2 separate regions of the Homo sapiens genome follow, and region 1 is linked to region 2. Evidence: chromatin loops called from intact Hi-C (ENCODE). Cell type or tissue: heart right ventricle. All regions are shown on one strand. Links, peaks and the distances in the headings refer to the core of each region. The heading gives the core; the rest is flanking DNA.

Region 1 (12,698 bases), core at 4,334-9,333, 170 kb after region 2:
AGTGTTTCTTAAACTGCAGTTACTTGAGCACAGCCTTCAAGATTCTTTTATTATCCTTGCACTATTTATTACTTCTTCAATCGTTTTTTAAATTGACACACTTTTTAAAACCCAAATACCTGTTTTAGCTTTGTTCTCAGCAAAAATATCCCCAAAACTACTGGTCTGATAAGCCATTTTTTCCTTTAAATAAAAATGAAAATAAATAACTCAAAATAAAAGTACACATCTTTGTGTTACATAAAAGCCCTCAGTTACTACTGGTGGTATTTAAGAGGCACTGTTCTGTGCCATTCTCTAAAATCTATGCTGTACCATTTCTCTTTAGCTAATTATTTAGTCCATATGATGCTCCTCGGAGCACATTTCAAATTGAATCGAAAACTAAGTGCATGTGAAAATTTAATAAAGACTGATTTGATGACTGGGAAGTTACTTAAGGATGCAGAGATCCCCTAAGAGGAAAAAGATAATGTGGCCTGTGAGTGGAGTGAACGCACATACTCTGCCTCGTTTTCCCCTGCTTGGAACACCCATTCCCTCAGGTACAGGCGCTTTCGGTGGGTGGGCTCGTGGCCACGTCCTGCCATTGTTCTGGGGTTGGAGCCCTGAGCATTAGATCTTGACTGTGCCTTTCCCCAGGTTTCCCAATCAACAGTCAATGCCCAGAAACTAATGCATGCTGTGAGGCACAGCTTCAAAATGTGCTCACCTTCGTGGCACAGTTCTGAGATGCCCAGGCCACTGCCTATACATGCACATGAACACACAACTCAGCCCCCAAAATATTTTTCCAACCAGCTCCCAAACACTTGATATTCTACTATTAAATGTTTATTGTTTTAGCCTAAGAGTTTCCTTATTTTTAAATTACAACTAATCAGGAACACATCATTCTTTATGCCCTATCTATCATATGGACCTTAAAGTTAATGCGTTTATTCCATCCGTTCATATGAAAAGTTTTTAAGTGCAAGGAGGATGAGAGGTAGGGAGATAATGGATAGAAAAAAAATAGAAGCAAGTGCCCAATTTGGGGATTCAGGAGGTGGGAAGTGTAAGTAATCAGGCAGGCAGTTTTTTGCCCATCACTGCAGAACTCCAGGATAGTCATGCCATTTCATAAAGGAACTGAAGCAATATTCTCTGGCAGGCAAAGTCTCCTACATGACCAAAATGAGAGTCTACAGGAACCTGGGTCTGCAGGGCAGACCCAAGAAGCAAGTGGGCAGCTTCTTGTCAGATAATAATGGCAATTACACATCCCTACTTGCTGGCCTTGCTTCTGTTCTTTAAATCAACAACTTTCAGCATCCTTATTTTGCTGTGAGCAGAAAGTCAACAGTCCTTCATAAAAACGAGGATGTGTTTGAGTCACTGGGGGGTATATTTAAAGGACATCATTTGTGAACTCTAACATCAGAACCTAAGCAATGATGACACCCTTTTTGCAGCTCGACAACATTCTGTTCTTGGGGTTAAGTTTGCAGCAGACTGTTCTGAGAAGTACATGAACTAGGATTATAGGATTGCTAGTCAAAGCACCCAGACTATTAGAAAATTTAAAACTCTGATCTTATTTACATGGTTTGCTGAACTCATGGAAACAAAAACCAAAAGATTTACCACTGGAAACCTTAAATGAACTGATGCTGTCTCAAACTTGTAAAAAATTATTTTCTCTCTTTCCTTAGAAATATCTAACTATACTCCAATGCACATATAGTACATGATGACAATATTAATGAATGGCCAAAATGTAAATCTTGTCTTTGATGCTGAGAGCTGGTAACGCCTTTCTGTTCCCAATCTTGGTTTCTTTGTTTTCATTTTTCTTCCCATTTATTCTCTTTTCCCGTTTTGCCTTTCTCTCGCCTCTCTACCTTCTGATAGCTGCAAAAAAAAAAAAAAAAAAAAAAAAAAAAAAAAAAAATCACAATGATAAACCATCTCCCAAACCCACATTGGGCTTCCTTCTCTAGTGTCACCCCAATGACATGGCCCCATCTCCCCTAGGTCATCCTTCTTCCTCCTCCCCTCTTCCTCTGTACCTTTATAAAGTCATTATCTCCCAGTTGGAGGGTGTTCATTTTTCAGCCTAATTTAGAATGGTGCTACTGAGAGAATGATTTGGGTTGTTTTGCTGATCCCCCTAGGGAGAATTAGAAACAGGAAACTGCAGGCTAACATGGAGGATTCCAACACATGTCTATTTGTTAAACACTGTGATATGCCAGACAGTAGGTCAGCATAGGAATGCATGTTGTATAAGGTGTGTTAATCACATACTTACAAATTTGAATGTTTCTTAACAAGACGCATGAGCAATAAAAAATTATAATAATAAAATAGCTATCTTATGAATCTTAGAGAGTTAGGATTGTAAAATACCAAATATAAACCTTCTCCCTTAGTTCCAGTCTTTTCCATTACAATAAAGGTGGGCTTCGAGTTACACAACATAATAATTTTCCAAACAGAAATGGACTTCTGTTTAAATGCATGCAGAAACCCACTATGTGCAATGTTTCTTAATGTGTGGGCCAAGACCACCTGCATCAGAATCATCAAGGGTGTTTTTAAAAAAATTCAGTTTTCTGAGTTTCACCCCAAACCTGAATCATACCCTCTGCAGGGTGGGGCTTGGACATCTGCATTTTAACAGGCTCTCTCAGGGTCATCCCAGACCACCTCAGTCTCAGAAACACTTTGGGAGAAGGATCATTCTGTGAAGCAAAGCAAAGCAACATTTTTACAAAGAAAATAAGCCTTCTCTAGTTTTCTGAAAAATATGGATTTTTAAACATCTGTACTTATGATTTGCTTAAAGTATGGTATGTCTGTTCATTGCACTGCATATGTTTGGGATCTGTCACAAAGAAAACTGCGCTACCACCAGTCACTATGGGGTGACTTCCAAGAAGGCAGCTGTTCAGGTAAAGTTCCAGGAACCCACTCTTGAAAATGTACTGAAATCGACTATCCCTGGGTCTTTTCCCAGAAAAGACATCTATGGTGGTAACTCTTTGGGGATAGTAGTTTGTATTTGGTTGGGTTTGATTCAGTCCTCTTATATGGACTTGGCATCTCACGCCCTTTGCTGAGATAATCTCTGGCCCAGGCCCCAAACCGAGCATAGAAATATCTGTTACTGGCCAGGCGCAGTGGCTCATGTCTGTAATCCCAGTAATTTGGGAGGCCAAGGCGGGCGGATCACTTGAGACCAGGAGTTCGAGACCAGCCTGTCCAGCATGGCAAAACCCCATCTCTATGAAAAATATACAAATTAACTGGGTGTGGTAGCGCACGCCTGTAATCCCAGCTACTCAGGAGGCTGAGGCAGGAGAATCGCTTGAACCTGGGAGGCAGAAGTTGCAGTGAGCCAAGATCGCACCACTGTACTCTAGCCTGGGAGACAGAGCGAGTTCCTGTCTAAAAAAAAAAAAAAGAAAAGATAAAAGAAAAGGAAAAGAAAAGAAAAAGAAGAGAAATACCTGTTACCAAGACTGAAGAACTTGCCTGCTTTAAGATGTAAGACTATACAGTCTGTGTCTTACCCTTGGCTTCTCAGAAGCCATGGGCACCGTCTACGTTGCAAGTCCTCTTCGTTTTTTAAAATTTTGCCTTCTTCCTCACTGCCATTTTTTGCCACTGAAGCTCAGCTTTTAAGCAGAAGCTCCCTGGGACTAAGAGCTTGAGGACCCCGAGAGAGAGAGAGAGAGAGAGAGAGAGAGAGAGAGAGAGAGAGAGAGAGAGAGCTTGAAGACCCCATATGAGTCTGTTGTCTGTCAACAAAGCATTTTGAGCTAAGCCCAGTTGTATGTCCAGATTTTTTTAATCAACAAAATTGGAGGAAGGAATATATGTCACAGTTTGCAAAAATGGGCTTTTGTGTATTCTGAGAAAGTTATTCTAAGAATAGGCCTGTGGAAGACCTAGCAGGGAAAAATATGAGCAAAAGAGGAATTCTCAAAACGCCTGTGAAATCTCTTCCTGAGAATGCTCAGAGACAGATCCCTGCTTATCTCCTTCCTCTGACCTGCAGCACCCCAGAGAGGATGTGGTTGGCTCTTGGAACAGGAAGGGAATTGCCATAAATCTGAGCTAATTTGGAAAGGGAAGGATGGAGCAGATACGCAGCAATCAATAGAACGATGTCTTGTTTTGTGGTAAATGTTTACTGGCTCTGTTGCTGGAATGTAATCCTGCTGCATCAGAACATGGGCTATTAGAGGTGAAATGAGTTCACGTAACATCCTCCCTGTATAGTTGGTATACATCATTCCTCTGAGTACCAGAGTCCATGGTCTCATGATTCCGACTAGAGAAAAGGTTTTGGATGATTCTCTACATCATCTTTACTTTTATTATTTCATGATTCCTAAGAAAGAGAAAAATGACCAATTTCTCCTTCCTTAGCCCACATTTGCAGGATGGGCTGTATAAATGCCACTTAACATTTCCTTCCACTCCTGAAAGTGCAAACAAGGAGAGAAAACCACAATGAGAACAGCAACTAAATTGTTCCTTTACTGACTAAGCTAGAGGAGGGATCCATTGCTCAGCTGCTGAGGGGAGAAGGAGGCGAAGCATGTGTCTCCTTGTCATGGAAAGGAGAGGGTATTAAAAATGCTTTGACTGAAAAGCAAGTGCACTAATTGATTGTTAATGACTGCACAGCCCTAAATGTCTGGAATTTGGTTTAGATTCAATGTAATTTGACATTTGCCAACCATTATTAAATCCCTTTGATGCTTTCCCTGTGCTGTGCTGATGAGCAGCTGATTGGCTCTTGGGGACAGAAAATGTGAATGGTTGGGCACCAAGTCAACGGGGTGTCTGGAAGACAGCCAATTCACCCACACCCCTCAGCCTCCCCAGGCTCATTGCTGTGGCATTCTCCATGCCTCGTTCTTCTTGGGTCCCCTTTCCTGTTTCTGCCAGCTCTATTCTCTTCTATCCTCATTCTCAAAATTGCATTCCTTTTCCAGCAGCAGTTCACTTTAAAAGCAAAATGTATCCTCTGCTCTATTGGCTGCTCCAACTCAGACGTCAACATCTCCTTGCAAAGAACAAAAATGTACTACAATTGTATCAAGGTAAAAAGATTAATAAAAAAGATGTAGAGGGATTAGATGAAACCCTGTTGGAAAAATCATCGCTGTGGGAATTTGAGAGTTATCAGGCCTCTCCCTCTCTCTCATTTCATTTCTCCTTTTCTTTATATATTTTCTCTTCCTTCCACAAACGAACTTCCTTGCCTCCTCACCCATTGCATATGGCCTAATGTCACTTCTATCATAGCTGCCTCTAAACTTCCTTAGTCCCAGGCTCTACAGAACCTGTTACCTGGCTCCCCACTGACACGGTCTCTGGGTCCCCATTCCAATTTCCCATGAGAAAGAATTTAATTGGCCAGGCTCCCAGGTGGCTGAATTGGCTGTTGCTCTGGGACAAGGCCAAGGCACATGTGTTTATCCTTCCAGAACCAAGGCTGAACCATAGGCAAGAAGGAAAAGATGGGCAGCTCAGGTGTGCTTCCTCAGTGCAATGCAAGAGGCTTCCTATTTATTTTGGGGTCAACTCCCTCAGAATATTCAACACAGCCTTGCAAATAGTTCTATTTTGTGTGTTTATAATTTACAGTGTACGCCAACTCTTGCATTGACCCACTCACTTTTCCAGAACTACCAATTGTTCCTCATCCATACTTCTGCTGCATCTTCTTGCAAAAGTCTTAAGGGGTAAAAAAATTCAGAGCACTTTTCAAGACAGTGAATCAAGAGAGAATCAAGAGGAGAACTAAGAGGAAAATCAAGAGGAAAGCTGCATAATGAAGAAAAAACCCCACATTATTCCATTACAGTGAGGACAAAGATGAGTTTTCTTATTGCCAGGTGTGAGGCAACATGGTGTACAGGCAGAAATGATGGTGGATGAGGAGTCAGGAAGCATTGTCCTAGCTCTAGCTGTGCCTCTGGTGAGCTTTGTGACCTGAGGCACATTGCTTAGCCTTTCTGGGCCCCATTCTTTCTTTCCTAAAACATAAAAAGAATGGATTAACTGAATTTTAAAGTTCTATTCATAAATTCTGTGATAATATAATTTCCAGAAATATTTGACATAAAAATTATAGAACAGCAAAATAATTTGAATGGTCCCAGAGAACTGTTTATCTTTTCCATCGTTCTTTTCATTCATTCAACAAATATTTATTAGGACTGTTTTACATGCTGGCAATCTCTGTGCTAGGCTCTGAGTACACAAATGACAACAGATACAATCTTCCACAGAATGCACAATTGAGCACATGAAGGAAAATCTTTATCATCTACATTGTAGTATCTCCGGGGTAAGCCTTCGTTTTACATTTAATGCTGCTTTCTCCTACAAAACTGATGACATGTGGCTTCTCTTTTTCTTGCCCTAAGTGACTGCAGACTTCAGTCTCCTGGGGAAGCCCTTGGAAACCCTAACACCCTAACTGCTGCAGAGAAACATGGACATGGCTGGAGAGAGACACTGGGCCTCTTTTCCATATCCTTCTGTGTCAGATCTTTCCAACAGGACTTCCTCTTCTGGTTTAGAATAACTTCCAAAAACATCAGAAGCCCTATATTGCAAGATAAATGTAAAAACATGGTGAAGCACAACCAGACACTAATTATGAATTATCCGCCATGTTTTCCATCCAAGCTGTATTAATTAGCTCCTGGAGATGATTTTAAGAATTACACGATTTGATTCATGGACAATGAGGGAAGTCAGGCCTGGCACATGTAACATGCTTGATAAGTGCTGGCTGTCATTATCTTTACTAACAGAAATTCTCATCATTCTGGGGCGGGGGCGGGGTGTTTCTGGATCTGAAGGTAATCATGGTTCTTGGAGAAATGCGCACACTGCTCACGCTCAGCCCGAAGCTTGGACTGTGGCCTCAGCTTTGGGGTTCAGGACAAGAAAGACAATGGTGGGGATCTCCATTTGTGGCACTTGGCCTCTCTCTTTCCCTTCCTCTTCTGCAGCCCCCCAAGTGCCGTGTCCCCCACTCCACACAGAGCCAAGATGCCCCTTAACAGGGGGATCCTCAGCGAGCCTGGGGCAGGTGTTTCCCAGGTTCCATCCTGCTCTTTGTCCGGAGACTTCATCCTTGAAAAGCTAATCAATGCACTCTCAGAAAACAGAACCCCGGTGGGAATGTTTGCCATTTTCTTTGCTAAGTGTTAGTTTTTCCATATTAGAGGTCTGATTTCCTGCAATTCTTGGAGAGCACTGGGAGGAAGAAGGGTGAGGAAATTGGGCCAGCGGCGCAGTGATTAAGCGCCCGCTCATTTCTGTCCCCTTTCCTTCCCAACAGCAACAAAGACCATTTAGGCCTCCCTGCCTCAGTTATTTTGGTATAGAGAGAACAATGGCATTGTTCATGTATTCTAGATGGTCTGAGCAGAAGATTCAGCTCTTTCCCCTCGGTTCTGTCACTCACCAGCCGTGTGACTTTCCGGGGGCATCGCCTCCCTGGGCCAGTTTCTTCAGCCGTTTAAAGGAGACAACACTTGCTTGTTCAATGACTTGGATTTCCTTCAAAATAAAATATCAGGAAAGTCTAACATACTATTATTATAATAAAAGACTTCTGTCTTGGGAAATAGCACTCAGTGAGAGTTGAAGAAAAGAGAGAGAAGCTGAGAGAAAAGGGAAAGGTACCGAAGAGTGTTTCAGCAGAATATTCTGAGCCATTCTTCCACCCGTCCCCCATCTCTCTCTAAGGGGACCTTTATATTGGTTGTCACAAACCAATCACGGGTGGTAGTACTTCTAGTACTATAATAGTAAAGCTGATTGGGTTGATTTGACTTGGTTATTTAGATTTTTAATAACAGCTCTAACAGGCATAAAATAAAGAGAAAACAATTTATCAAAGTAATTACTAGCAAAGCTAGGACAATAATGGTGAACTATTAATAGTGAAAGCTATACCCATTTTGGTTGTTATGTTACAGCTCTCCAAGATCTTTAACATCTTACCTCATTTAAGAGTCATAATAAATCTGTGAGGTCAGGAGGGTAGATTTTCTCTAAGCCCAACTCCCTATCTTATCTGTTCTTTGTTTTTTGAGTGAGGAAACTGAAGCCCAGGGAGGTTCAGTCCCAGCAGTCCTAAGCTATAAGGCTAAGGTCAAAACATCACTCTCCTGTCCATTCTCTTTCTCACCCACTGTGTGCTACCAGCATTTCATTAAGCAATTTTTACCCTACTGTAATGGGATGTCCAAATATTCGGTTCACTTAATAGATGCTTATATTTATAATTGAGTTATAAATATCCTGAAGGTTTTTTCAGAGGGTAAGTTGAAATATATTTTTAAGTCCATTTTTAAAGCTAAAAACACAACTACATTTTTGTGTTTGGTCACTTATAAGGTCAGGCATTTCTGTTTAGTATTGTAAAAACTGTATGACACAGGAATTGGGATTAGGATTAATTAATTTACTAATTTAACTAGTGAGTAGACAATGAGCTAAAGATTGTGCCAAACGCTAGGGATTCCAAAGATGCACAAGGCAAATTCTATTAGTTAGAACTGAACATTTATGTTTACTTATTTATTTTTGGTGGTGACAAAAACTCGAAGTGGTCTATGCACAATGGGGAGTTCATTATAAGGACTCTAGGGTATAATTTATTATAGGGATACTAGGGTGTCTTTGTGCAAACCCTAGCAGTGAAACATGACTTCTAGAATGGGGGGTTCAAGAGCTCAGGACCCTCCATCTGAGCTCTGTTCCCCTCAGTTCATTTATTTCATTCTTCTATTTCTAAAGACTTCCATTGATTTTGCCCTTATTGTCAGAAAACAGGGCTACCAATTGCTCTGAAATTTCTTGCTTCAAAACCAGAGAGACTGAATTCCTTTTCTCAGTTCCAATTCCAGAATTCCCGAGGAAAGCCACTGATTAGCCCTGGACCAGGAGCTCACCAGATAACTCTGCCCTGTGGGGTGGGATTCTCTGCTTCTGTCAGGTGCCTACCTCCAACCCATCAGCAGGGGCAAGGTGTGGGGTCACACTGGACTAGGATGGTGGACCCTATGATAACCACATGGGTGTAGGTGAACAGGAGCTGTTACTGGAAGGTGGAGGTGAGGAAGACAATCCCATGAACACTGGACAGTCCCTACCCTCCTGAAGCTCCCAATCTAGTGATCTATAAACAGATGACACTATAATGTTAACATAAGCTAGATTTGAGAAGTAGATCACAATATTCAAAAAACACAGAAAAAGGAACAATTACTCTGCTTAGAGGGAGGAGTCAGGGAGGCTGTATAGGGAAAGTGAGGTTCAACCTGAGTCTTGAAATAGAACAAGAAAATCATCAGTGAGGAAAGGGCATGGCGGGCAGAAGAAACTGTGTGTCTGGAAGCTCAGAGGCATGGAATCCCAGCATGAATGAGTGAAAGAATAAGGCTGGGAAAGAAAACAGAGCTCTCTATCCCTTTGTACCTGTGACCCATCCACTTTCCCCATCCTTTAAGGAGCAAACGAGGTCCTAAAATAACAGAAACATGTTTCATGGAACCATTGGCTTTTCAGAGCATTTTTATGAATTCATTAGTTTCACACAATTTTGTCTTATGATGTGGAATTCCTGATTCCCTATGATGTAGGTAGTAAGCACTCTTTTTTTTTTTTTTCATTTCATTGATGAGAAAAGAAATTTTTAAAAGGTTGTGACTTGGCTGTCATTAGTTTAGTGTTAGAACTGGAACTAGAACCCAGGTTTTTTGTTTTGTTTTTGAGATGGAGTCTCGCTCTGTTGCCCAGGCTGGAGTGCAGTGGTGCGATATCGGCTCACTGCAGCCTCTGTCTCCCAAGTTCAAGCAATTCTTCTGCCTCAGCCTCTCGAGTAGCTGGGACTACAGGCACACTCCACCATGCCCAGCTAATTTTTGTATTTTTAGTAGAAATGGGGTTTCACCATATTGGCCAGGCTGGTCTTGAACTCCTCACCTCGTGATGTGCCTGCCTTGGCCTCCCAAAGTGTTGGGATTACAGGCGTGAGCCACTGTGCCCTTCTGAACCCAGGTTTTTAATATACAACTCACTTCTTTCAGCTCCCTCCTCCAGGTTTTCCTTTAATGCCAATTTAAGGGATCACATCTGTGTCACTAATAATTCGGTCTGTTATGAAAAACCACTTGGATGGTCCCCAAATAAGTTGTATATATTTTACTTTGGTCAGCTATTTAAAAAATCTTCTAAAACATCCATTAGAGAAAATCATCTAAAAGAAGGGATTCTTGTCATCTGGAGTGGGAAGGAAGGGAGACAAAAATGCCATTTCAAGAACTAGCTTATTCCTAAGATTCTTTTGTTATAACAAGTACGTGCAGGTTTAAATGAGTCACATAATGTGTAAAATGAATGGATGATAATTTTTTCACCTTACAAAAGGATTGCCTGCTTGCTTTGGAAGCCACATGAAGAAAGGGAATGTATCACATTTTTGAAGAGCTAGAATTTGTCCAGTGTGGTCTGCTGTGCCTGGTACATTATAAGTGCTCAATAAATGTTTGATGAACAAACACAAGGAATTTTTTTACAAAATAAGGTCACAGTATAGATCTTTGATTAAAAGCAAGAGTCAGATACACTTGGGATCAATTTTTGGCTGTACCACCTACTAAATGTGAAGCAATTGGCAAATTATTATCTAGGCCTCTGTCTCCTTAGCTGTAATATGGAAATAATAATGGTACTTAGTCTCAGTGTTGTTTATTTGTTGAATAAATATTCATTAGGTAAATATTTATTGGGCATCTACTAGGCTAATATGCACTGTTCAAAGTTAAAGGGCATATATTTCAGAAAGCAGAGGTGACAGGGTTCCTAGACAATAAATAAGGAAAAAAATCTGTGAACAAGTTAATTAAAATTGTGATGCAGTGCTGCAAAGGAAATAAAGAGGGTAATGCAGACTTGACAGTGAGCATGGGAGCACTTGAGACAGAACGATCAGAAAAGGCTTCCCCAAGGAGGTGACACCTGAACTGAGATCTGAGGAGAGGAGAGTGAGCATCAAGGGTAGAGTTTTCTGGGCAGAGGAAGCAAAAGCAAAGCCCAGGGAGGAGACAGGAGTGCAGAGCTGGAGGACAGAGAGGAGTCCGCTGGGGACTGAGCAAACAGAACAAATGTATACTTGGTGGAAGAGAGGCTGGAGAGTGGCCAAATAATGGAGTGCCTTATAGGGCAAGGTGAGGGATTGCTCTAAGAGCAATAAGGAGCCACCGAGGGATTTAAACAGAGGAGCAGCCTTATCTGATTTACATTTTTAAGCAAACACTCTGTCTCAGTAAAGAGCATCAGCATCCACCAAAGTGATTATGTGAAAAACTTGAGTCCCTCTTGGTTCCTCACTTCCCTCTCCCCGCCATCAGCAAACTCGGCGAACCTGCTCTCTAAAATATAACCTAAGCATCTTAATTTTTCTCCACCTCTACTAAAATCACTTCCATCTGAGCTACCATCTCTTGTCTAGGCTATCTGCGATCCTACCTTAGACTCTGTAAGTTTGAGAACTTATTAGATTTTCAAAGCGGGAAGTGAAGTAGGCAGTTGGACGTTTAAGACTAAAGCTCCGTACCCTAAAACTTAAAGTATAATAATAATTTAAAAAAAAAAAAGACTAAAGCTCAGGCTGGATTACATACGATAACACATATAAAATACCTGGCAAAGCACCTGGCTTCTAGAATGTTCTTAATATACGTGGTCTTTTTTTTTTTTTTTTTTTTTGGTAACACCCATTCTCTCAGTGCATTTTGACAAGATAAAAACATCAAGGGATTTAGAGCAGAAGATTTGGGTTCATGTCTTAGTTTAAAAGAAACATGGCTTTGGACAAGTCCTAATTTCCCTGAGCCACTATTTCCTCGTCTGTGAAATGAAGATGCTGAACACTTGTTCTTCCTATTATGCAGGGCTCTTGTGGGCTTCAAATAGGATGATAGATGTTAAAATGCTTTGTAAGCTGAAAAGCAACTTTTCATGAGCAGTCAACTGTACGAAATTATATGTAATTCACTTTCCCTGTGTATGTGACCTCTCAGGTTCCTATACTGTAAGGAAACATTATAAAATATATTTCCTTATAGGGCACTGGGGTCTTTAGCTTACAGGAGTCCCAGATTCTTTTTTTTTTTTTTTTTTTTGAGACGGGGTCTCTGTGTCACCCAAGCTGGAGTGCAGTGGTGCAATCTCAGCTTACTGCTACCTCCACCTCCTGGGCTCAAGAGATTCTCCTGCTTCAGCTTCCTGAGTAGCTGGGACTACAGGCGCCCACCACCATGCCCAGCTAGGGAGTCCCAGGTTCTTGAATCTCAGCCTTATATGGCCCAAACCAGCACTGTCCAAAAGACCATTCTGCTAAAATGGAAACATTGTATGTCTGCACTGTCCAATAGGGCAGCCACTAGCCATTGTAGATACTGAGAACTTGAAATATGGCTAGTGTGACTAATAAATATTACTTTTTCTTTTTAAATTTTACTTAATTTAAACTTAAATTCCCAGGTATGGCTAATGGCTATTGTATTGAAGAGTGCAAGTCCAAATGCTCTACTTTCTTGGGTCCTTATCCGTAAAACAAGAACCCAGTAAAATCTTTTCTAGTTCTATCTATGCCTCTACATGCACAG
Region 2 (12,698 bases), core at 3,581-8,580:
CCCTTCAAGAATGAGCACCTCCCTAAATGATGTGCGTAGGTTGTCCCTCCCTGGCCTCTACCTAGTCCCAGTATGCTTTCTCTGCCTCTCTCTATTTCATTCTCTAGCTCCACCTTCTTTTTATTAGTGTTATTTTTTCTCCCTCCTGGTTGTTTTTCTCCATTCTTTCTCTTCTTTTTTTTTTTTCTTTTCCTTTTTACTAGTCTACTTCTAATACTCTTCCAGTGCCCCTCCGTAATCCATTCCAGAAGTTGCTGTATTCTTATGTAGACTGGTGCTAGAGGTCATGGGGTGGATGTAAACAATGTCTGCAACCTGCCTTAGCATTGTTATTTTTAATCCTGTGATAACAATAGTACTGACACATATTACAAGTCATGTCTTTGGATCTAGTTTCTGAGAAAGCCCAAGTTCTTTTTATGAAAGAACACCCATGTAAAGGAATGAGATGATCTAAGTTACATGAAGAAATTAACTGCAACAAAATGATATTAATACATTTGATATTCTTGGTCAACTAATGCTTCTAAACATCTTCCCTTCAGAGCATAAGCTCCTTTCTCATCTTATTCTCCACAGACTCCTCTCCATTGGATCTCTAGCACCTAGAATAGAGCTGGGTACACATGATGAGGTGCTTAATACGTATTTGTCAAATTGAATGTCAAGTTTTAGGAGTTTAAAGAGTGTTTTCAAATGGGGAGAAGCCGAGACACAAATAGTCTCAGGAATGAGATGAAATTATTTAACCAATTGGAGATGAAATTCGAAATGGAAACTATGACATGACTCAACATCCTCAAGCCCTGAAGTAATAATTAGCACATAAAGTTGGTCTGTTATGGACTTTGTGTTGTGCTCCCTGCAAAATTGGTATGTTGAAATCCTAACCCCCAATGTGATGGCATTGGGAGGTGGAGCCTTTGGGAGGTCATTAGGTCGCAAGGTTGGGGACTCATGAATGGGATTAGTGCCCTCATATGAAGGATCAGGAGAGAGCTTGCTTTTTCCTTTTTCTGTTCTCTACTTTGTGAGGATACAGAGAGAAGACAGCTGTCTGCAAACCAGAAAGAGAGTCCTCACTGCACTTCATATCTGCCAATGGATCCTTGCTCTTGAACCTCCCAACCTGCAGAATCATGAGAAACAAACATTGTGTAAGCCACCCACTCTACAGTAATTTGTTCTAGCAGACCGAGCTGACTGAGGTATGGTCTCATCACGTAACCACTTTTAACCTTAGTCTTTCTATCTGTAAAGTAAGTGGGTTAGAGAAATCATTCTAGAAGATGTTTCTGCTTTAAAACAAATTCTTCTATTTCCTTTCCAATGTGAAGTTTGGGTGGTCCCATTGTAAATGACTCCATTTGATTTTGGTTTTGAATTTATTGTCTTTCTTCCCACTTTCATCTCAGGTACTTAGTGCCGGTATGTGCTTTTGATCACAGCCTCAGAAAATAGAACAGTGTGTGGCATTGGGAGGTGGGGCCTTTGCTTAGGAGCTTTGAAAACAGAAGTAATTTTCTTGTCTGCATGTTCACAGTTTAAGCCTAAGTTCTTTAAGTTTTAGTCTGTATTAGTATTGGTTTCAAACATTTAATGTATGGATTATTCCTTTGGTTCCTGTATTCCTGCTTTCATAGGCATATTGACTTGTTAAATAAGGAAAATTAACTGAACTGTAGCCTAAGAATCAGAATCTTCAGGGCTAAAAGGAAAAATGTAGAGTTTGGTCACATCTCCACCCTGCTTTCTTCTGGGACCCTCGGGGTAAGGTAGCTGGTATTTGGTTGACATGGTCCAGGTATTGAATAGATGTCCATGCTTTCCTTTTCTTCAAGAATGAGGAAGTTGTCTTCAGATGCTGAAGTCGGAGTCTACATAAATAGCTGGGATATTATATCTGAGCAACCTTGGAGGAACAGTGTTCACCCTGCCTTTAGTTTTCTGCTAATGTTGTCCAACATTCTTTCCCAATTTGGTCTCCTTCTTCCTCTCCATTTTGGCAGTTCCACTGGCCTTCTTTTCTAATCTAGAAATGGTGATAGGGATGGTGGCTGCAAACACCAGAGAGGAGTTGGCGGAGGGGGTAGGGATGGTGGGGGGAGGCTATTCTTTGACGAGGAATAAAACAGAAGCCTAACTGTAAGGCCATCAGTTCACCCTCTGAGTGTGAGCAGCAGATGATAGCTTCAGATTATCTGGGAAGACAGTCACCTTTTAGAGCAGGAGTTGCAAACTGGCAGACCAGCAGTGAAATTTAGCCACAAACGTAATTGTTCAGCCAGCAAAGTGTTTGGAATATATTTTACAAAGGTCCACAGGTCTTACCACCCCTAATGTCTTGTTCTGGACCTGACACACACTCATACAAATTGCTTGTCCCTTTGTGGGGAGTTTTCTTTTACAATCTAGAGTCTGATCTCAGATAAAACTTCTTCTCCTACCAAAAGAAGATCCACACCAACTCATCATCAACTCACTTTTTCTCCATCTTTAGTTTAGGCCATATCAAAAACATTGATAACCATCTCTGTAGACAGTAACCGCAAAAATTGCAAAAATTAATATCCAGATTCACTATTAGAAATCGGCTGACTCCATGTTTTACAGCCTCTCGTTCAACTTTTCTCTGCTGTGCTAGACATGTGACAAGCCAAACTCTCTCTGTGTTGGTCTTCACTGTGCTGAGCTCTGTTGGAAGCCTCTGGGAGCTCAGTGTGCAAAGGAGATAAGCCAGGAGCATGATGCTTGTTTAATGGTTCTCTCTGCAGTGTCCTTGTTTTCTCAGCTCCTTTTTTCTTGCCCATTTCCTTGGCCTTTTATCATAAATTCCCTGTGTTGTTTATATACCACTCTTGGCAGGATTGCCCACTGTATTCCTTCATTAGCTTGGTTTTATAAGGGAAAGGACACTAGGTGTCTTAGTCTGTTTGGGCTGCTATAAAAATACCTTAGACTGTGTCATTTATAAACAGAAATTTCTTGATCACAGAATTTTCTTGCTTCTGGAGGCTGGGAAGCCCAAGATCAAAGCACCAACAGATTTTGTGTCTGGTAAGGTCTCATCCTCTACTTCATAGATGGCACCTTCTTGCTGTGTCTTCACATGGCAAAAGGGGCAAACAAGCTCCCTCAGGCTTCTTTTACAAAGTTACTTAATACCACTCATAAAGGTGGAGCCCTTGTGACCTAATTATCTCCTAAAAGTCCCCACCTGTTAACACTACTGCATGGAAGATTAGTTTTTAACATATGAATTTTGGAGGGACACAAACATTCAGCCTACAATACCAGAGTACTATTTGATGTTTTCTCTCTGTCAGCATTTTGATACTCACATATACTGGAGCAACACTTTTTTTTTTTTTTTTTTTGAGACAGAGTCTCTCTCTGTCACCCAGGCTGGAGTGCAGTGGCACAATCTTGGCTCACTGCAACCTCTGCCTCCCAGGTTCAAGTGATTCTCCTGCCTCAGCCTCCTGAGTAGCTGGAATTACAGGCATGTACCACCACACTGTGCCCAGTTAATTTGTTGTATATTTAGTAGAGATGCGGTTTCACCATGTTAGCCAGACTGGTCTTGAACTCCTGGCCTCAAGTGATCTGCCCACTTCAGCCTCTCAAAGTGCTGGGATTACAGGCATGAGCCACCTCACCTGACCAAGCATCACATTTTAATAATTTCATGTAGCACCCTTTGGCCAAGCAGCTGTTTTCTCTTTCTGGACCCTACTTCATCACCTTACAGAATTTCATGGTGTCAAACGTCTCTGATGTCAGAGATTTGCCTACCCCAAAGAGCATTTTCTCCTCTTCACTTCTGTGTAAGAATCTGGAAACCCCAAACACTTGGAAGGTTAAAGGGAAGGCCATTTGATTATCTCTAGGATAGCACAGAAGCGAGTCCTACTGGGCGGACTGCGTAGGGGGTTGGGTTTTAAGACCTCTTCAGTCTTTTCTAGCTTTTCTTTTTTTTTTTTTTTTTTAATTTAATGCAATAAGTTCATTGGGAAGTGTTCTCAGGGTCAACATTGTTGAGGGAGTAAGTAAAGCAGGACTGAGCATAGGGAGATGTTGGACTGTGATGCAGCATGGCATTTTTTGTTTGTTTGTTTTGTTTTGTTTTGTTTTCCCATGTCTTAAAGGGGCACTCTGGAGCTGGAACGGATTTTCAGAGATGTCCTGAATCAGGGCAAGGGGACTAGGTCTTTATAACCCACACAGACCAGTAAGTCAATGCAGGATTCCCTCAGGAAAGGGGGGTGTGACTTCAATCATATTTCAGTTCTTAGATTCTGCACATGTGTGAAAGGACGTGTTTGGCTGTTTGTATAAAGCAATCTGCATATATATCCAAAGTCCTCAGAATCTAATGCCTCACTAAGGTATTCTATGATTATTGCCTTGAAAATATTGTCTGTGAATGACGTGGGTAACCACAATTATTAGTAACAGAGTATTTGCTTCAGCTAGAAGGAAGGGGACAAAGAAAAACATAGCATGCCAGGAGGCAAGACTGGATACCAGAGAGGATGACAGAGGGGGTGCGTATGGAGAAGGAGACCTCACCCTCCAATGAACTTCTCAGAATGGAATCTGCTCAATGTCTGCCTTGGGCACGAAGCAAGCCATGTTTTATCTTTAGCTTCTGCTAGAGGAGTCTGAGTATTTTCTCAGCTTACCTTTTCCAATATCTCAGGCTGTTCACTCTGGGTGCCTCACTTGAGGATTTGACCTTTTCTCCTTCTTTGTGATGGTTGTTTTGAGTTTACAAGGAATCAAATATTTTGTGGGCATCCTGGGGTTTGACTGTTCAGGGGGGAGCCAGAGACAGTACAAAGCCAGTTTCCCACTTTTCAGGCTCACTGAGTGATTTGCAGAATGGAGGGGGCTTCTGACACATGGAGTGTGAATTGTGTGCATAAGCAACTCAAAACCCAGGCAACCTTCAGCTCAGGGTTTCCTGTGAATCAGCTGGGTTTTCTGGCATAGCAGTGAGCAAGTGGCATTAATGAGGTAGGCATAAGATGATGCCAAAGGGGCTCGTCCATTCAGTAGGAGTTGGGCATAGCAGTGGTGGAGAAACAATAAACGAGGGGGCTGTTTTATCCCCTCCCCCTCCTTTTTTTTCTTTTTCTTTTTTTTTAACAGTAGCAACGTTTTGGCTGATTAAAGTACTTTTCGTGGTTCCGGGAGGGAAGTGCCTTTTGTACTACACACTAGAATGTCAGTTCTCATTACTGAACCCTGGCTGTTCAAATGCTATCTGAATTCTCCCCAAGGCCTCCTTGGGGAGGCTGTAGGCAGAAATTTCAAGGAGCTTATGCCAATTATTTTCTTTCTATCTACATATTGATGGCTCACCCACAGTAATCATGTGAGTCAGGTGCTATGAACACAGTTTCCTTTATTTCATTCATGACTTTTAAGACAGATAAGTTTTTTTTTTTTTTAACACTTTTTTCCCCTTAGCCTCTGCAACTGCTATTTGTGTTGTCTACTTGAGAATTACATGGCAAATCAGAGGGAGAAGTGACCCAGATTTTTTTGGGGGGTGGGGATGAGAGATAATTGTTTGGGCATTATTTTTGTTAATACCTGAGTTAGTCAAGGACATATAACATAAACATATTCTGAGGCCTCAGTGGTGGGAGCAGGTGTCAAACTCTGGACTGCATTGCTTAAGAAGTCTATAATTTAGTCATTTTGTTGTAAGTTACAGATTTTACTCTGTCAACTCACAAGGGAAAAGAGGAGTTAATTGAAGGATATGTAGTAGTCATTTAGCAAAAGCCAATGCTGAAAATCAAGTATCAGAAAGTACTGGAACTAGAGAATTTAAGTAGCAGGAAGTAATAGTCTCTTTAGGGAAGTACCAGTGTTTCACGTCATCTTCAATTTCTTTCCTTTTCCTGTTCAAGGTTAAAATTCCTATGCGAATCTGACTGACCCAGCTTGGGCTTCATTCCAACCTCTTGGCTAGATAAGAGTGTGGAACCTTAACTGATGGTCCCTTTGACTGCCCGCCACAAGGGAAGATCCAAAGTGTGGCAGAGAGTGACCAGGTCCCAGACAGGCAAAATCAGCAGATGTCCATTCGCAAGCCAAAAGAGCTCCAGGTGCCCTAGAAAGGGACATCAATGCCCCAACCTTACACTGTTCCTTGTTGTTAGTGCAGAGTGGCAGGACAGCCTCTGGGTCCCTTTCCCCAGTGCTCCGGGATGGACTCCATGTTGCCCCCTTTGGAAGAAAGATGAATTACAGTTATCCTTCTTGGTAAAGTGATCACAAAAACCAATCCATTTTAGCAGACTCAATTCCAATTTGAGAGGAGAGGCTAGGGCACAGAGTTGGCAAAGACTCTATCTCCCCAGGTTTCGGAGATTTGTCTTGAGTGGCTGTGAATGCTGAAAGGGAAGGCGATGATTCTCTAAACCCTTGTTCTCAGGCCCTCTGATGGCCGCCATTCCTTCAACTGCTCAGATGGGCTCCTATCAAGTCCTAGCAGGCCTCATGTGTATTATTTATTTGATTTTTTAGAAATTGTGCCATTTGCTTTTAAGGAACCTCTGGGAATGAGCATAATTAAGCATAGATTAAAATGTCTGAAAGACTAAAAACCACCATAGCGATACAGTAAAACGAACACAAGAAGCTTAGAAACAGCCTCACATTGTCATTCCATCACAGAATCCCCGTTTAGAATGATACCTAAAAATCAAGCCTTACTGGAGATGATCAAACTGAGATTTCAGCTTTTGGACTTTAACCGTGATTCTAACGATTTGTAAAGAATAGTATGGGACATAGGTCTTCTACACCATCAATGGAGGCACAAAGGGCATCACTCAGATTTGAAGGAGGAGCAGATGAAGGAGGAAAGAAAGAAGAGAAAGGAAGAGGAGGAGAGAAGGAAGAGAAGAAGTAGCGGGTGGAAAAAGAGGAGGAGAAGGACCCCCTGAAACTCCTAAAAAAAACACTGCAGGGGATTCTGGTGCCCACCAATGTCTAGAATTTTGCTACGAGCCAAGTAATGTTCTGGGTAAGACAAACAAACTGTCAAGTGCAGAGACATTAAACAAACAATGAAGATATTTATATAGAGTCATAACTTCTATGAAGGAAATTGTGACTGAGACAGAGTTGCTGGGTGGCCACTCAAAGTTGGGTGCTCAGGGGACTTCTCTCTGACAAGATGAAGTCAGTGGAGAGAAGAAAGCAGCCTTGGGAAGACTGGGGAGGAATTTTCCAGTAGAAGGAGTAGTGATTGCAGGGGCCAGGAAATGAGGCAGGATGACGTCCAGGTTGGCCTTTCCTGGAGCATCTGGGGAGAGGAGCAGGAGATAAGTAAGTCAGGTGAGTAGCAGTGGGGTAGGCAGGGCCAACGCTGAGAAGAAGAAGTCATTTCACACCCTTTCTCGGGGCCTGCTTTTAGGTAACTCTATCAGTTAGGTGCTTTGGGCTACAAGTAACAGAATCCTAACTGGTGGTAGACTAATCATATAAATTAATTTTTAAAAATCTAACAATAAGTCTGGAAGTCAGCAGTTCCAGGGTTGGTGGAGCAGCTCAATGACATCAAGTTCCTGGGACTTTTCACATTTTTATCCTTAATATCTCAGAGGTGATTTCTCTCATAATTTTGAAAAAGATGCTTCAACTCTAAACTCTGTGTCCTCATGTGGCAGCGGGCCAAACAGAAAAGAGGATGCAAAAAACATGTTCCTTGTAGAGCTCTTTCCTTTTATCCAGGAGGAAAATCATCCCCTGCTGTCCCCCAGCAGATTTCCTCTTAACACCTCTCTGCACAGACTGACTATGTGTGCACCCCAGACTGGGAGGGTCTAGGAGGGGGTGAGCTCAGGGAAGGCCCTATCTGTGCCCAGCATGGGCAGCTGTCCACAGGGATTATTTGAGAAATGTTTGCCCACATTATCTTAGGAAACTAATGGAGTAACTGAAGTAGGGAGGATGTTCTGGAGGAGGCTGTTGTTTCGGGTTCACTTGGAGGAACAGGGCCAGAGTGGTCTTGGCTGGGGTTTGCTGGAGTGGGAGGAGGGGGCTGCTGGCATGCTGTGGAGGACACAGCCCACCAAGCTGTTCTTGGAGTGTAAGATGGAGCAGAGGGGAGGGCGAGCTGAGGGTAAGAGGTGCAGGCTCTGGAGAGACTCCGTGGGTGCAGCACCACTCACTAGCCTTGTGCTGTCCTGGGCTTCATCATCTATAAAATAGGAGTGACAGTAGGGCCGTTTCAAAGGGTCTTATGACAAATACGCATTTTATACATGTAAAAGCACACAGAGCAGTAGTGGCATGAAGCAACCAGTCAATAAAGGCTGGCTATTATTTTATTGTTCTTCTGTACCATCCACCTCTTCCTATGTCAGATTATTCCACAGTTTGTTGCAGATTTTACACTTTCTTTACAGATCACAAAGAATCTTCATGTGTGCCAATTCACTGGCCACTTGGTCTCTCTACCCTCTTGATGATGTCTGTGGTCATAGCATGAGAAATCCCTTGGTGCTACCAGACCCATAGGGGGTAGAAGTCTCACAGGAGCCTTTGTGAAGGCCCAGCCCTGTTCCTTTTAAGGGACAGCTCACCCAAGGGGAGTGTTTTGAGAGTTTGGATGAGAGTGGTCTTGGAGGTGCCTCAGAACCGGGAACTGCAGCAGCAGCTTCTTTGAAGCTCATGAGGTCGGGGTGTTCTTGGCATTGCCTCAGTTTCTTCTCACTGTGCCTTGGGGGCTGGGGAGAGGGGAGAGGTGATGAGAGGAGAAGCACAACCTTTTGATTTCTTTCCTTGCTGCTGAGAAGCTTTCACTCCCTCCGGAGTCTGGGCATCTGTGGGAGAGCTGGACTGTTTTATAGCAAGGATTTTTTTCCCCCTTCTCTTTTTTTATTTTCCCATCAACACTTGTCAGGGATTCAAGGCAAAAAGCCTGGCAAAGGCCTGGGCTTCTGCACCAGCGCAGGCAAAAGATGGGTCTAAACAGGGAACAGAGCGAGGCATTGTTCCAACACTGCAGAGTGGGGAAAGTAGGTCAGGGAAGAAAATGCAGGTTTGACAGAGCTGGGAATTGAACTTGTCACCTCAGAGCCCATTGGTGTAGAAAGTGAACAGCCAGCAAGGGACCAGGGAGGAACTGAAGTCTGCTGCCCGGGCAGGGGCAGACACACGCTGTGAAAAGCCGCCTGCATGACGGTCACTGCCCCCTTCCGCGTCATGGCCGAGCTGCCATCTTCCCCCTCCCCCCACCTCATACCCTGGGAAACTACACCAAGTGATCATTCTAGACAGCAAGAGCAGCTGAGACTCTCTCTGGAGAGAATGCCAGGCGGCAGCTTCCCAGCCACCAGCTGCATTTGCGGGACTGGGATTTGAGACAACCACCCCCCCTCCGCCCCGCCCCCTCGTCCGCCCAGAGAGGAGGCTCTAATTACAATCAACATCACCTTCTAGGAAACTTCTTGCATGAATGGCTACCAGCAGAGAAAAGCTTTCTCCTCATCACCCTCCTGGTTAGCACCGTGGTGGCTAGGGGTGCTAGACGTACCCGAGCCTTGGTAACTCTCCCACTTTCTCTGAGTCCAGGCACTGAGCGATTTCGAATGAAGGGTGCTTTTTACAACGCTAAGGAAGTTTCAGATTGGAAGCAGCTCCAAATTCTTTGCTCTGATAGAGGCCTCCTCCTCCTCGCAGGTCTCAAACATGCTTCAGTAGCAACAAGAGGGACTTTGAATTGGTCATTTCAGGCCTGCCTGCCACACCTTGGATACCAAGAAATGAAAGTTTATTAGACACTCCTTCATTGAGTACTTTCAACATACACTTGAATCTGAAAGATATGCATAGCCACAAAGACCACAAACTTATGTGCCTACCACTTCTCCCTGGTCTTTGTTCTGTAATTAGTGACTTGTTTTCCCTCTTTGTGAAATGGGGATAGCATTGGGAATAACACCATCTCTTTGTAATGGAAAGGTTATCTGATTGGATGCAAAGACTCAAACTCCATTTCTGCTTAGTTCACTTACCAAAATTTGTCACCTCCAGATTCCTCAGCTATAAAATGAGGACAGAGTGTCACATAGAGCAGAGTTGTAAGGATTCAACCACAGATAAATGAGTTTGATATGTGGAAGCACTTTTCCCAGGCCTGGCACCTACAGGAAGCTGAATCCAATCCAGGAAGCTGCTCCCTTCCTTCCTCCTTGTTGATAATGCTGAAAGAATTTCTGGTGGGAGTATCTGGGAATAGATATACTCAGGGCTGGCTCTAAATAAACAAGCAAACAAACAAAGGGAGCAGAGAATAGGATCTGTCTGGTCACCTTGTCTTGCACATGTGGCTGTTTAAATAAAAATTAATTAAAATTCAATAAAATTAAAAATGCAGATTCTCAGTTATGTAGCTAAAAGTTAATCATTCAATGGCCACATGTGAGTAGTGGCTCTCATATTGGACAACACAGAGACAGACCATTTCCATCATTCCAGAAAGTTCTATGGGACAGTGCTGAGAGCATTCTTACAGAAATGAGCCTTGCCCTACCAATGAGAACAAGCTTCTTAAAGCAAAACCCAGATTTCCTTTCACCTCAGAGTGCGTCGTCTTCTTTTAAAGACGTTGCCTTTAAGACACACAGTATTTATTTCATAGCCTAACCAAGAAAACCACACTATGTACCCAGGTGTGTTCACATCCCCCTTTCAGCTGGTCTTGTACATGTGTCTTCTGACCAGCTTCTACGCCCCCTGCCAAGCAGGTCGGGGGAAGACCCTACGAAAACAATGTGGGTGCAAATTGGGCTTTCCTATTTCATAGACCTTGCTCCCCTGGATGGCTTTGTGCCTAACATAAAGGGAGAAACATACCACCACATTCTGTAATTGTATTGTGGAATATGAGATGACTTTAAAACAGATAAGAGTGCCTACTCTGCCTGCCTTCCAAGAGCTGGGTCAGAAAAGAGTTTTTATTTTCTTGGTGCAATGAAGGAGGCAGTTTTTATTATTGGGGGTAATATAAGGAAATTGGGAAAAAGACTTTTTAAAGAAAAATGAGTGTTGTGAAAAGAGGGACATTTCCTAAATCCCAAGTCACCTTAGCCTCTGGCCGGCAATATTAGTGAAAGGACATCCCTGGTCATTTTACACGGGTGTGGCTAAAGCCCCAAGCACTGGTCACTGTGGGCTTCCACACGACACCCCTTCCTGCAGGGCAGTGAGCTCACACTTATTCAATCGCTCTCACTTTCTGTGATTCAAATAGAGCAGAAGTTTCCAGGAGGGATTAAAATGTACACCTGAATGACTCCAGCCCACTCCAGCCCAGAGAGAAGCAAAATCGGTGTGATGGGGGCGGGGAGGCATGAAATAAGTCAAGGTTAATTCAGCATGTGAGGAAAGTTTGAATTATTCATTTTCTGACCCTGTACCAGGTACTTTTTACTGCTATAGTCTCTTTGGGGGCAGAGTAGTCACACATGTGTCTCAGCCATCTTTTAAACACATGCTTTGTCTTTTAGTTTTAAGCAAAGGGTTGCGAACATAGGACTTTGGTGCCAACAGCAGCCTGGGAGATGCCTTTTAGGAGCACCCAAATGTGGTACAGCTGAGAGGAGGGAGGGAGCAGCCACTTAGCACTTCCATCCCATTTACGCTAAGTGATTGGGCAGGAGGAGAGGAAAGATTAAAAGCAAGAAGTGAGAAAAGCATCTAAGGGTTTGGAGGAGGGCAGGAAGGAGGAGGAAGTTTCATAGAAGAGGCGTGATTTGGTTTCCTTAAGTCATCAGAGCTCTTTCTTTGTCTTTAAATGACATTTCCAATTGGAAATTCATCTGAACAAGAGAAAAAGAGACAAAGCTCTATTGATTTAAAGAGGCAGGGAACATCATAGAAAGATTCTAGTACATATTAAGAGAAATCAGAACTGTGGACCTTGGCTAGGTTGTTCTTGTATATTAGAGGCTATTTCTCGCCTCTCATCCCACTGTGAAGTGAGTATCACAAAATATGCCAAGCAGTTTCTGGATCTCAGGCTGCTTTGGCTGGCATTTTGTTTAGCTTGTGACATTCTTGGCTGTTCTTATTCTGGTGGGCATCAACACTGCCCAAATCTGTTGGATTGAAATTCATGTTCAGACTACTCCTTTGTTCTAATAACTACTCCATGGCCATCATCCCTGACCAGGTTGAAATAGTGGAGTGTGTATATTCCAGTGCTGCATCTCTGCATTTGTGAGGGTGGAAGCCTCACAAAGAGTTGTGGCCATGTTTACAGCAGGCTGCCATGCAAGGCTAGTGGTAAACCTTTCAGATGCAGGAACTGAGATGTATCCATGCACAAAATGTGCTTGGCGGTTCTAGAATGCAACCTTATGTTTCTGGTTGAATCTAACTCAGAAGCCATTTAAAGTACAGGTCACGGCCGGGTACGGTGGCTCATGCCTTTAATCTCAGCACTTTGGGAGGCCAAGATTGGTGGATTACGAGGTCAGGAGATTGAGACCATCCTGGCCAACATGGTGAAACCCTGTCTCTACTAAAAATACAAAAATTAGCCAGGCCTGGTGCTGTGTGCCTGTAGTCCCAGCTACTCGGGAGGCTGAGGCAGGAGAATCGCTTGAACCTGGGAGGCGGAGCTTGCAGTGAGCCAAGATCGCACCACTGCACTCCAGCCTGGGGAC

The links. Hi-C counts contacts between places; a loop is a spot of excess contacts. Peaks named below come from ENCODE experiments on the same cell type or tissue, not always from the same donor. Only the 100,000 strongest peaks of a DNase experiment are listed, where the experiment ranks them.
Region 1: it touches region 2 in a loop (2.1-fold over the local background); 1 of 110 quality-filtered maps calls a loop at or near these places.

Annotation. Positions count from the first base shown.
Region 1 is chr2:207,059,097-207,071,794 of GRCh38, reverse strand. No RefSeq gene overlaps it. Among named protein-coding and RNA genes, the nearest start is that of MIR2355, 45 kb to the left of the region's middle. In heart right ventricle, for the core only: no CTCF peak of the experiment used is centred there; no DNase peak of the experiment used is centred there; H3K27ac peaks cover 724 bases.
Region 2 is chr2:207,223,948-207,236,645 of GRCh38, reverse strand. All of the region lies in intron 3 of MYOSLID-AS1 (MYOSLID antisense RNA 1), which reads left to right. Among named protein-coding and RNA genes, the nearest start is that of MYOSLID, 9.5 kb to the left of the region's middle. RefSeq lists enhancers at 10,621-10,730, 10,851-10,960. In heart right ventricle, for the core only: a CTCF peak has its summit at 6,251; a DNase peak (open chromatin) is centred at 6,091; H3K27ac peaks cover 125 bases.